2 separate regions of the Homo sapiens genome follow, and region 2 is linked to region 1. Evidence: read pairs that join two places in POLR2A ChIA-PET (ENCODE). Cell type or tissue: A673. All regions are shown on one strand. Links, peaks and the distances in the headings refer to the core of each region. The heading gives the core; the rest is flanking DNA. Region 1 overlaps LINC02934 (long intergenic non-protein coding RNA 2934). Region 2 has its middle 6.5 kb from the start of LINC01873.

Region 1 (5,385 bases), core at 150-5,149:
TGATTGTGCTGCCTTTTGAAGGAGGACTCAAAGAGTCATCAAGTCATGAGGTTTTATTGACCTCAGAGGCACTGGGAGGGGCTGCTGGAGGCATCTTGGGCCTTTGGCTGCCTGGATAAGGTGGCCTAGTCTTTGCTCCTTTTCTTCTATTTTTATTTCACTCTGCGGTGTTGGTTAGGAGGACACAGAACCTAGAGGCAATGTTTGGAAGTGCAGAGTATGGTGCAGGAGTCATTTCCTGACAAACACTCAAGTTTGTCATTTCTCCATTCTTCCTATTTGAAGCACACCTCACCCAACTGCTGCTCAGATTAAGAAGATCCCGCAGCATCCCCATGGCCTTTCATTGCTCCTGGAATTCTTGCTCCTTTTGGGTGTGCTTTGTTCGTTTCATAATTGGACTCTTAATTCAGCAATAGCTCTGGCCAATAGCTATTAATTATCACTTTGCTTGGTCTTCCCATGGCAATTATTAATTAAACTTCCTAGAGAGTCATAAAGACTCTCTAGGAAATTAAAGACTGTAATAATATTTTAGGAAGCAGTGTCCCATGATGTTGGAGGTCTACATTCTGTTCCAAAGGCAGAGCAGAGTTTGTTTGTTTAATTCACAAACATTTACTGAGTCCCCTCTAGGTAGAAGGCCCCATTCCAGGTTCCAGGCATACACTGCAGATGGCTCCTACTCTAGGGAGGAACTGAAGGTCATGGTGTGGAGTGTTTTTTGATCCAACTCTTAATTCCTATTGATTCTCCTTTCTCAACTTATGCCATTCCATTGAGAATCAGGTCCAACTTTCCCTTCTACTTTTATTACCCACTGTTCCCTCCCACAACCTTAAGGAGCACTCAGGTTAATTGCTCCTTTTCTGAGTTCCTATGGTAACTTTGTATAAACCTCTATTATAGAACTAATATTTTTATCATCATTAAAAAAACCTCAGTTGCTTCTCCCACTCTCAGTAAATTTTGCCAGGGTGAAAATTGCGTCCTCTTCAGCTGTGTACTGGATATCACCTAGCCTAGGGCTTAGCTGTTGGTGTTTAGTAAATATTGAAGTTTTGCAATTTCAACTTAAGATCAGCCTCAGAGTGCGGGCTCAGTTCTAAGAAAAACTTTAGAGTGGGAGCGGGGAGAACAAAGAGCAAAGTGGGCAAGGCCACGGAGCTGGCCTTCCATGGAGGTCAAGGTTCTGCTCAATCCAGCCCCTTAAGTAGCGCTGGCCCACCCCACTGCACGCTACAAGGAGCACAACCATTTCTGCTCAATCCACATGGTGTTTCCAGCTTCAACTTAGACTCTGCCCCTTTCTGTGCTCCTTGATCTCATCTTCTCTAGATACTTCTAATCCCTTAGCTTCAAGCTCCAGCTTCAAGGCTTTCTTTCTCTCTAAATTGCTTGGGCATGATTTTCTGGCTCTGACCCATAGCACTCCCCCTTGGACCTGATGTGGCACTTTACCCTCTGCTCTGGCATCTCAGGGCCAAGGTCTTGCCTGTCACAAAGCCCCTACTGACTCATACCCCAGAGTAGCTGGCTGACCCTGTGATAGGATTTTAGGGAAAAGCCACAATGAGCCAATCAGTACTCCATGTCCAAATTTCCTCCCTTAACATATAGCTTTCACAATAGCTCCCAGAAATATTTTCTGCTTTTATTCAAAATGCAAAGGCCCATGGATGGAGTCATTTAAGTCTCTAGCATGTATAGTATGTGCAAAAGAATTGGAAAGAAATTTTTTTGGGAGGAAGATAGATCTTGTGGCTGGTGGGATTCAGTTTTGGAGAAAGGCTCTACTGCAGTGCAGATAAAAGCTGGAAAGACGAGTGCCACCCATACTGCAGAAGGGGTAGACTCTGGGGGGTATCTGTTGTTTTTGCCACCCAATATCCATTCACCTTTCTTCTGGTAAAGGTAATCTGATTCTTCTCTTTGGAACCACTGTTCCAACAACTTCAGCCTATAAAGTTTGAGTGGTGTTGAGTCAACCACTGACTTTGGAAGGGCACATATGAGTCAGGTTGGCCAGTAATACATCCTATCCCTGGCCACTGAGATGGTTCAGGGAGCGTCAAGCCTAAGACTTTCATTCAAACTTACAAGGAAAATAACTGTCCCTTTTCTCCTGTGCTTGCAGTTGTGAGAGTTTCAGCCTGGAGAGGACCACCCTGCTGGAAGGGTGTCCTGGGAATGAAGTCCACGTAGGTGAGAACACACACCAGGGATATGTAGCTGGATGGACTCAGCAGCCCTTGGGGAATAAAGCCAGGTGTGCTTTCTATATTTCTACTAAGATCATTTTTTCTATTTTTTTTTCTACTCCAGTTTCAGTTGCTATTTTTTCTGTCATTTTGCAACCAAAGCTGCCCTGACTAACATAGCACTAGGGGAAGCATCTCTGGGTTTGATCGAGGTCAGAAGGCGTGAGCTTAAACCACACCTGTGTCACTCACCAGCCGTGTACTTAGCTTCCCAGAGTCTTGGTTTCCTTATCTGTAGAACTCAGTGAATAGTGTCTATACTGCAGTGTTTTAGTCAACATTCTTGGTAGTAAGCAGCTGAAATGACTCTGGTTAACTTAAGCAGAAAAGTGCTTCATTGGAGGCGTATCAGGTAATTCACAGAACTGAGGAGAAGGCTGGAACCAGGCTTGCAAAATGGGCAGAGACCAAGAGGAGCTGAGCAGCCAGAACCTCAGCTAAAATGCAGCTAGGACCTGCATTTTACCTCTCCATGCACCCCCAAAGATACACATGGCTCATAGGTCATTCCTCTTGGTGTTACTTGCTCCTTATTCAAAGCTTGCCTGGGGCTGCATATCCTGTTGGTCAGAAGGTAGAGAGTTCCTTTTTTGTTGTTGTTGAAGCAGAGTCTCACTCTGTTGCCCAGGTTGGAATACCTGGTGCAATCATGGCTCACTGTAGCCTGTGCTTCCTGGGCATAAGCAATCCTCCCACCTCAGCCTCCCAAGTAGCTGGAATTAGAGGTGCATACCACCATGCCTGGATAATTTTTGTAGAGATGGGGTTTCACTGTGTTGCCCAGGCTGGTCTTAAACCCCTGGACTCAAGCGACCTGCCAGCCTTGGCCTCCTAAAGTGTTGGGATTACAGGACAGGAGAGAGCCACTGTGCCCAGCCAAGTTTCTTTACAAGGCTTGGGTATTGAGCAACCTGGCATAATGACAAAAGTTCATGACAAATAGCTGCTACGAGAATTATAGGAAGTCACGGCTGTAAAAGCCTGCCGTACTGTTTTATCAAGGCTAGTTCCTCTTTCCTTTCCTCACATTTCTGATCAGGGCTGACCCTACTGATCTTTGTCTTCAGAGAACCAACTCTGCCAAAGCCCCAGATCTAACAGGCCACATGAGGCTGGACAGAATTTTTCCTCCTCTGTACACCAAGACATTTAATGACTTTTCTTCTTGTTGGATATGTCTTCATTCTGTTAAGTTTTCCCAACTTTCCTTTGCTGTTTGTAGTGACAACTACTCCTTTAGTCTGTTAGATTCTTGAGGGCATAGTTAGCATCTATTGCATCAATTTCCTAAAACTGCTTAGGTTATATTCTAACACATGCTGGCTGCTTTTTGGATCAATGTTTATTTACTGATTGGTCCAAAATTAGGACTGGCTGTTTGACCATTTCAGGAAGACCGTGGATGGGTTGTATTTCTTATGCCAATACCTGTGCCTGGCATATATAAGTATCCAATATGTATTTGTTGAATGAATGGGTGGATGGTATATAGTAGGTGGCCTCTAGTACCATGCTACAAAAATATTGAATATAGCTGCAGCAACATTGCTCCAAGACTGCTGCTCGTTCCTGTAAGTGTGTCCTTGTGCTATGACACTTGATAACTATCTCACTCATTGCCACCAGATCAATGTAAATGATATTAGTGACGGCTTACTGAGCACTGCCTAATCTCATGTAAAAGGCAGAGGTGTGCACTGGGGAATTGAATGCCTCATTATATGGTGGACAGAAGGGCTGGGAAGCCATTCCAACAATAGGCATCTAGGAAGACCTATTATGTACTGGGTGCTGATACACAAAGTTGACAGAAATGTAGCCTGTGCCTTTGAGGAACTCAGAGGCTAGTGGGCTCACGAAGTCTGGCTTCTTAGATGCTCAGAAATGAGTCCTTAGCAAAGACTGTATCCTTGGGAAGCATAAATAAAAGGTGGAAAGATTGCCGTATGTTGGTGTAGGTTTTAAGTTCCAGGGAATTCTCTTGGAGAAAAGATTTCTAAACATTTCTTTTCTATAATTCAGGCTTACTCAATATAGTCGTCCTTGTTTCCTGACATCTCCGATATCTCTCAAGATAGCTTATTATCAAAGTTCCAGGACTTAATCTTTTTTTTTATTTTTTATTTTTTATTTTATTATTATTATACTTTAAGCTTTAGGGTACATGTGCACAATGTGCAGGTTAGTTACACATGTATACATGTGCCATGCTGGTGTGCTGCACCCATTAACTCATCATTTAGCATTAGGTATATCTCCTAAAGCTATCCCTCCCCCCTCCCCCCACCCCACAACAGTCCCCAGAGTGTGATGTTCCCCTTCCTGTGTCTATGTGTTCTCATTGTTCAATTCCCACCTATGAGTGAGAATATGTGGTGTTTGGTTTTTTGTTCTTGCTATAGTTTACTGACAATGATGATTTCCAATTTCATCCATGTCCCTACAAAGGACATGAACTCATCATTTTTTATGGCTGCATAGTATTCCATGGTGTATATGTGCCACATTTTCTTAATCCAGTCTATCATTGATGGACATTTGGGTTGGTTCCAAGTCTTTGCTATTGTGAATAGTGCCGCAATAAACATACATGTGCATGTGTCTTTATAGCAGCATGATTTATAGTCCTTTGGGTATATACCCAGTAATGGGATGGCTGGGTCAAATGGTATTTCCAGTTCCAGATCCCTGAGGAATCACCACACCGACTTCCACAAGGGTTGAACTAGTTTACAGTCCCAACAACAGTGTAAAAGTGTTCCTATTTCTCCATATCCTCTCCAGCACCTGTTGTTTCCTGACTTTTTAATGATTGCCATTCTAACTGGTGTGAGATGGTATCTCATTGTGGTTTTGATTTGCATTTCTCTGATGGCCAGTGATGGTGAGCATTTTTTCTGTGTTTTTTGGCTGCATAAATGTCTTCTTTTGAGAAGTGTCTGTTCATGTCCTTTGCCCACTTTTTGATGGGGTTGTTTGTTTTTTTCTTGTAAATTTGTTTGAGTTCATTGTAGATTCTGGATATTAGCCCTTTGTCAGATGAGTAGATTGCAAAAATTTTCTCCCATTTTGTAGGTTGCCTGTTCACTCTGATGGTAGTTTCTTTTGCTGTGCAGAAGCTCTT
Region 2 (5,385 bases), core at 132-5,131, 450 kb after region 1:
TTTAAACAATACCCACGAACTAATCACTGCGAACTCCACAGATGACATAAATCCGGAGATACTTCTTTTCAAACTGAGTCTCAGAAATACTCAGAACTTCTCAATCAGTTGCTCACTCAAAACTGCCAGGAATCCTGACAAGTTCTGATAGTTTCCCAAATGCTTGCTACTTAGCGGGTGTTATATATCCATGAATTGGTATAAAACTGAGTTTTAGTAAACTGAAGAAGAATTGGAAAAACATCTGCTTTATAGAGTTACCCCCTTCCTGGGGAAGAATTAGAGGACTTTACATAGTCAGCCTACAGAGCTAAAGAGTAAGAAGCCAGTAATGACTTCAAACACCCATTGCAAAATGCCAGCACTATTTTTGCAAAAAGAAAATTGAAATATAGATATATGTTTGTCTGTGTGTGTATACAGTGCTAGATGCAAAAACTAATTTTTACAATAGATTATAGGATATCAAGTGTTTTCATAGGTGGAAATAGATCAACAAAGAGAACTGGAGTTGAAAAATGTGAAGTGGTCAAAACATATGATTTTCTTTGACATATAAGAGGGAAGGCTTTGTTTGGAAATATTGTCACTAAGTATTCATTCATTCATTCAACAAGCTTCTAATTTAATGTCTGTTATGTGAAAGGTACAGTGCTGAGAATTCTGATGAGGCAGATACATTAACCACATGGATACCAAAAGAAAAAAAAAACATATTTGGAAAGTGGGTTATTATTCAATGTGAGCCAGACAAGAAGGAAAAGTTATAAACATTCATGAATGCCAATCAATCACTTATAGGAGGAGAAATATTGCAGTGGGGTAACTGTTGCTCATTTAGTATTTTTCACTGGGAAAAATATGTGGATGGGGTAAAACGGTATAGTGATAAAACATATGAGCTCTGGGTCAAGGGGCTAGCAATGTCTAGAGCGCTATTGACCAGCTGCATTAACTGGTCATTCCTTAACCTCTTTGCTCCTTGGTCTATCTAAAATAATGAAAGTAAAGTTCTTAGCATGGCTCCTAGCATTTAATTAGTGCTTTCCACAAGTTAGCTATTTTTATTATGATTATTAGAGTTTAGTTGAGCCTCTGTTTACTGTGTTTAGCATTATCTGTTTCTCTTCTTTATTTTATTATATATAGAACAGGATAGACTATTAACAGGCTTACCAATAATGATGTTTTAGGGAAATAGGAGGAAGAAGAAAGATTACAGAGAAATTACCTATTTACGTTAAAGTTGTATTTGCATGTATTTATTCACTAGCAGCCCAGCAATTTTACCTTTTGAATATTGCTCTGGCCTCTTAATGTTGACTCTGTGGCATTTTAATGAGCTGTTTATTTGGCAAAATGTTTACTTATAACTTAACTACTCATTTGGTTTGTTCCTACTTTAATTTTGATTCTAACATGTTAGATAATTTTAATCTAATGTTTCTCTGATCTTCATGCACAACCCAAACACGTGTATAAGAGCATTCATTTCAAAGCACAGCAACGCTCTTTTGGTGGTCTTGTTTTGTAGGGGCAATGGGGTGGGGAGAAACAATCTATTCGGAAGCAACTAATTGTAAATGAGCAGTAAGTCAAAGTATCTCTTTTCTGGAAGACTGATTTAAAAATCTTTCTTTGCATTACCTTGTCTTTATGAAACTTGTAATAAAAATGTCCTAGAATATCCCACAACAACTCTTTGTAATGAGATACAATTCAGCTTGAAAGCTAAAGGATGCAAGATCATTTTGATGAGATGTCACGTATAAGGCACTGATCTCTGAGAGGGATGATATGGAATCTCCAGAGTAAGTCATCAGTCCTAACAACTGAAGAACTGAGAAGAGAACCAGGAAAAAACTGTTACAGGTAGGAAATGCAGTTATTTATGACTCATTCCTGCTGCCCTGTGAGTGACTGATGTTAAATTTCCTCAAAAAGTACCTCGAATTAGGAAGACAACTTTTCTCTGTCAGCCTGAGACTATATATCTTTAAAATGGGAGGTGACTCATGACCATTTTTAACACTGATTAACCCCCCAGTGTGATGTTCACATATAGAAGAGTATGACTTCGAGCTTCCTGAAATGTATCGTCTGAGAAAATAGTGGGAAATGCTATACAGAAAAGAAGGGCCGGGATTGAGAGGGGATGAGAAACCACCCCTGCCCTCCAACACACAAGCAAAATATTCACAATGTATTCATTCCTCCATACTGCTATTTTTTCTGCTATCTTTGCCTCTTAGCTTGCGGGGCATATCTCCCAACACACACACACACACACACACACACACACACACACCCCATGAGAGAGAGAGAAAGAAACAGCTAGATCATCTGGATCCATTTAGGGGCTGAATTTCCTAAGTGCCAGTGAGATAAACAGACCCTATAATATAGTTGTCACCTGAACAAACCAATGTTTGATCAATGTTCCATTTGCCTGGTGGAGTGTGAACCTTGCCTGAGTGCTGAAATGACAAATATTAGTAAATTATTATCATCAGCCATCATCAGACAGTTGGTTCATTGTCCTGCATGGAGTGAATTATGAATTAGGAATCTATATGTAGCTATAAACGGTACCACAGCATGACCAGATCATTGAACAATTGATTCAGCTGCTCCATGCTTTCTGAACAGATCAAATCCCTCATCCGGAACCACTGAATCCGCAGTGGCATCTCTCCCCTAGAAGCTCTTAGCACTAATGCCGGTACCAGTAGTCTTCAATCATTTTCAATGATTAGAATCAGTTTAAAAGTAAGCATGCACCATCAACAGTTATATAGTTGTTAATTTATAAATTAAAAATTGCACATTATGAAAGACATTGAATAGGAATTAGAAAAGAGTGAGCTAAGAGGAAATAAATATTTAAGATATTTTTATTTTATTTATTAACAATGCAAAAAATCTTTTTGCTCTCACCTAAAATGTTAATGTGTATAGTTTCTTCCTGGATATTTCTTATCAACATTCAAAATCTTGGTTTTATTTGAAAATGCTTGGTTTTATTGTCTGTTAAAAACTTAAAAAGTTACTTTACAAAGATGCGTCAGTCTGAATGAAAGAGGCATATCATATCGTTGGTTACATGTACCAAAGAATTATGTTGGCCGAGTTGGCCAGGCGCGGAGGCTCACGCCTGTAAACCCAGCACTTTGAGAGCCCGAGGCGGGTGGATCACGAGGTCAGGAGATCGAGACCATCCTGGCTAACACGGTGAAACCCCGTCTCTACTAAAAATACAAAACAAATTTAGCCGGGCGTGGTGGCAGGTGCCTGTAGTCCCAGCTACTGGGGAGGCTGAGGCAGGAGAATCGCGTGAACCCGGGAGGCGGAGACTGCAGTGAGCCGAGATCATGTCACTGCACTCCAGCTTGGGTGCCTGGGTGACAGAGCGAGACTCAGTCTAAAATTAAAAACAAAGTTTATGTTTAATTTTCAGTCTCATTCTACTATTATCAAATAGCTTTTGTTGAAATTTGGCAGGTGAATTTTCATGTTCCCTGTTAGAAATGAATCAGAAGGTGTGATGTGTTAATATTTTTGATGCACTGATTCAAAACTCACTAAAATTCTTTATTTTGAGGAATTTTAAAAAGATGAGAAGATTTTACTTTCCAAGTTCTTAAACTATAGAGCTACAAGGAGCTTTATAGGGAACATATATGATTTTCAGAAATAAAAATTACATAAAGTTGTAAATATTTTAAGAAGCAATTTTCAAAATGTTCTCCTTAGAGAACGAAGTTTGTTTCCAAAGGCAGTTTCTTCTTCCTTAATGTTAAAAGCGTCATTAGCTTAAGGAAAGGCTCAGAATGAATGTAAATACATATTTCAAGTAACCTTTCTGATCCCTCTGATTCCCGCCCCCGCAACCCCCGGCCTTTTTTTTTTTTTTTTCTAACATCTGATCTGATCTGGCTATGTCATCATTGCTTTTTCCACTGTAAAAAGACTTTTCTCAAAATGAAGAGTTTTTCCAAGGCGCAGAAGGCCAGGTCAGCCATGTGGTTTTTGCTCATTTGTGTGTGCATTATTCATACAACATTGTCTTCAGATTCTGTTTTCTTGATGAACTCTTTTGGAGCCACTTGTCCATTTTGTGAGAATTCATTTAAATTATTACTGTCAGCATAATTGCATAGCTGTAAACTGCAACATGTCTATATGCTAAGTGAACAACTAGGGATGCTGTGGATGATCCAGAGGGTTTTGGAATTTCCATTCTTTCTTGGGAAGCTTACTTACCACATGAAATTACGGTAATAAATGAATGAGACTACCGGTTTCAGTCCATACATTTAATACTTCAGAGCTTAACTGATTTCTTATTTTATTAGAAATACTTAAACAGTGTTTTAGACTTTCTTCCTACACCTGCCATATTGGATCCCCTTACACAGCCCACTTGGGGGACTCCTGGTCTATCTAACTTCTTTGACTTCAGGGCTTTGCATAAGCTATTCTCTACCTGGACCATTCTGCTCTCCCTCTCTCCTTAGCTACCAACTGCTACTTACCTTTCCGGTTTCATCTGTAATACCATTTCCTCATGTAGACATTCCCAGATGTTCCCTGTGCTCTCAGTTTAGGCGAGGTCTCTCTGTCATAAGCTCTTACTGAACCCTACTGCTTCCTCACAGAGCCCTTCCTAGCACATAGTAACAGATTTACCTGTGTGGTTGAGAATGGGCTCTCTACTCTCCAGAAAATGTAAGTTCTCAGTCCGTAAGAATAGAGACCATACCCATATTCCATTGCATGCTCAGCACTTAGCGCTGCGCTTCACAAAGGGCATCCAATGGATATTTGCAGAATAAATGAATGAATGATTGATAGACTATGAATCTGGGACTTACTCATTTACGCGACATCATAGATCACACAGTTATGCCCCCTTATGTAATTGATAGGAAAACTATAACATAAGAGGTCTATGTGGCACACTCCAGTCACACTGTTAGTTGATAACAGTAGTAGGAAGAAAACCTGAGGCTCTTGGTCTCCAGGCCCAGCACTTTTTGTACGCATTTCAGAAGGTGCTAAAGAAAAGCTAACTTTGAAAACCGCCTCCTTATTTAGATAATCAGATATCCTGAGACCAAAAGCCGTCTTGAAAGAGCATATAAAATAAATTTATGAAAATGAATACTTAAAATCAGTAAAACATATGTAGTCATGATTGTGTTTAAAAAAAAACAGTAAAACAAAGGATCTAGTAGAAAAGCTTTGTAAAAACCATGAATTGCCAATTCATGGAAGAAGAAAAAGAAATGACCAATTAATATATAAACAATATATAATGTAAGGAAAGTATAATATAAACTGAAAAGATGTTCTTTTTCCCCAGCATAGCCTAAACATTTAGAA

Evidence for each region. ChIA-PET counts read pairs that join two places held together with the same protein. Peaks named below come from ENCODE experiments on the same cell type or tissue, not always from the same donor. Only the 100,000 strongest peaks of a DNase experiment are listed, where the experiment ranks them.
Region 2: POLR2A ChIA-PET joins it to region 1 with 5 read pairs; 1 of 35 experiments calls an interaction of 5 or more read pairs at or near these places.

The regions. Positions count from the first base shown.
Region 1 is chr2:65,919,801-65,925,185 of GRCh38, forward strand. All of the region lies in intron 1 of LINC02934 (long intergenic non-protein coding RNA 2934), which reads left to right. Among named protein-coding and RNA genes, the nearest start is that of LINC02934, 130 kb to the left of the region's middle. In A673, for the core only: no CTCF peak of the experiment used is centred there; a DNase peak (open chromatin) is centred at 3,181.
Region 2 is chr2:66,374,130-66,379,514 of GRCh38, forward strand. No RefSeq gene overlaps it. Among named protein-coding and RNA genes, the nearest start is that of LINC01873, 6.5 kb to the right of the region's middle. In A673, for the core only: no CTCF peak of the experiment used is centred there; a DNase peak (open chromatin) is centred at 2,032.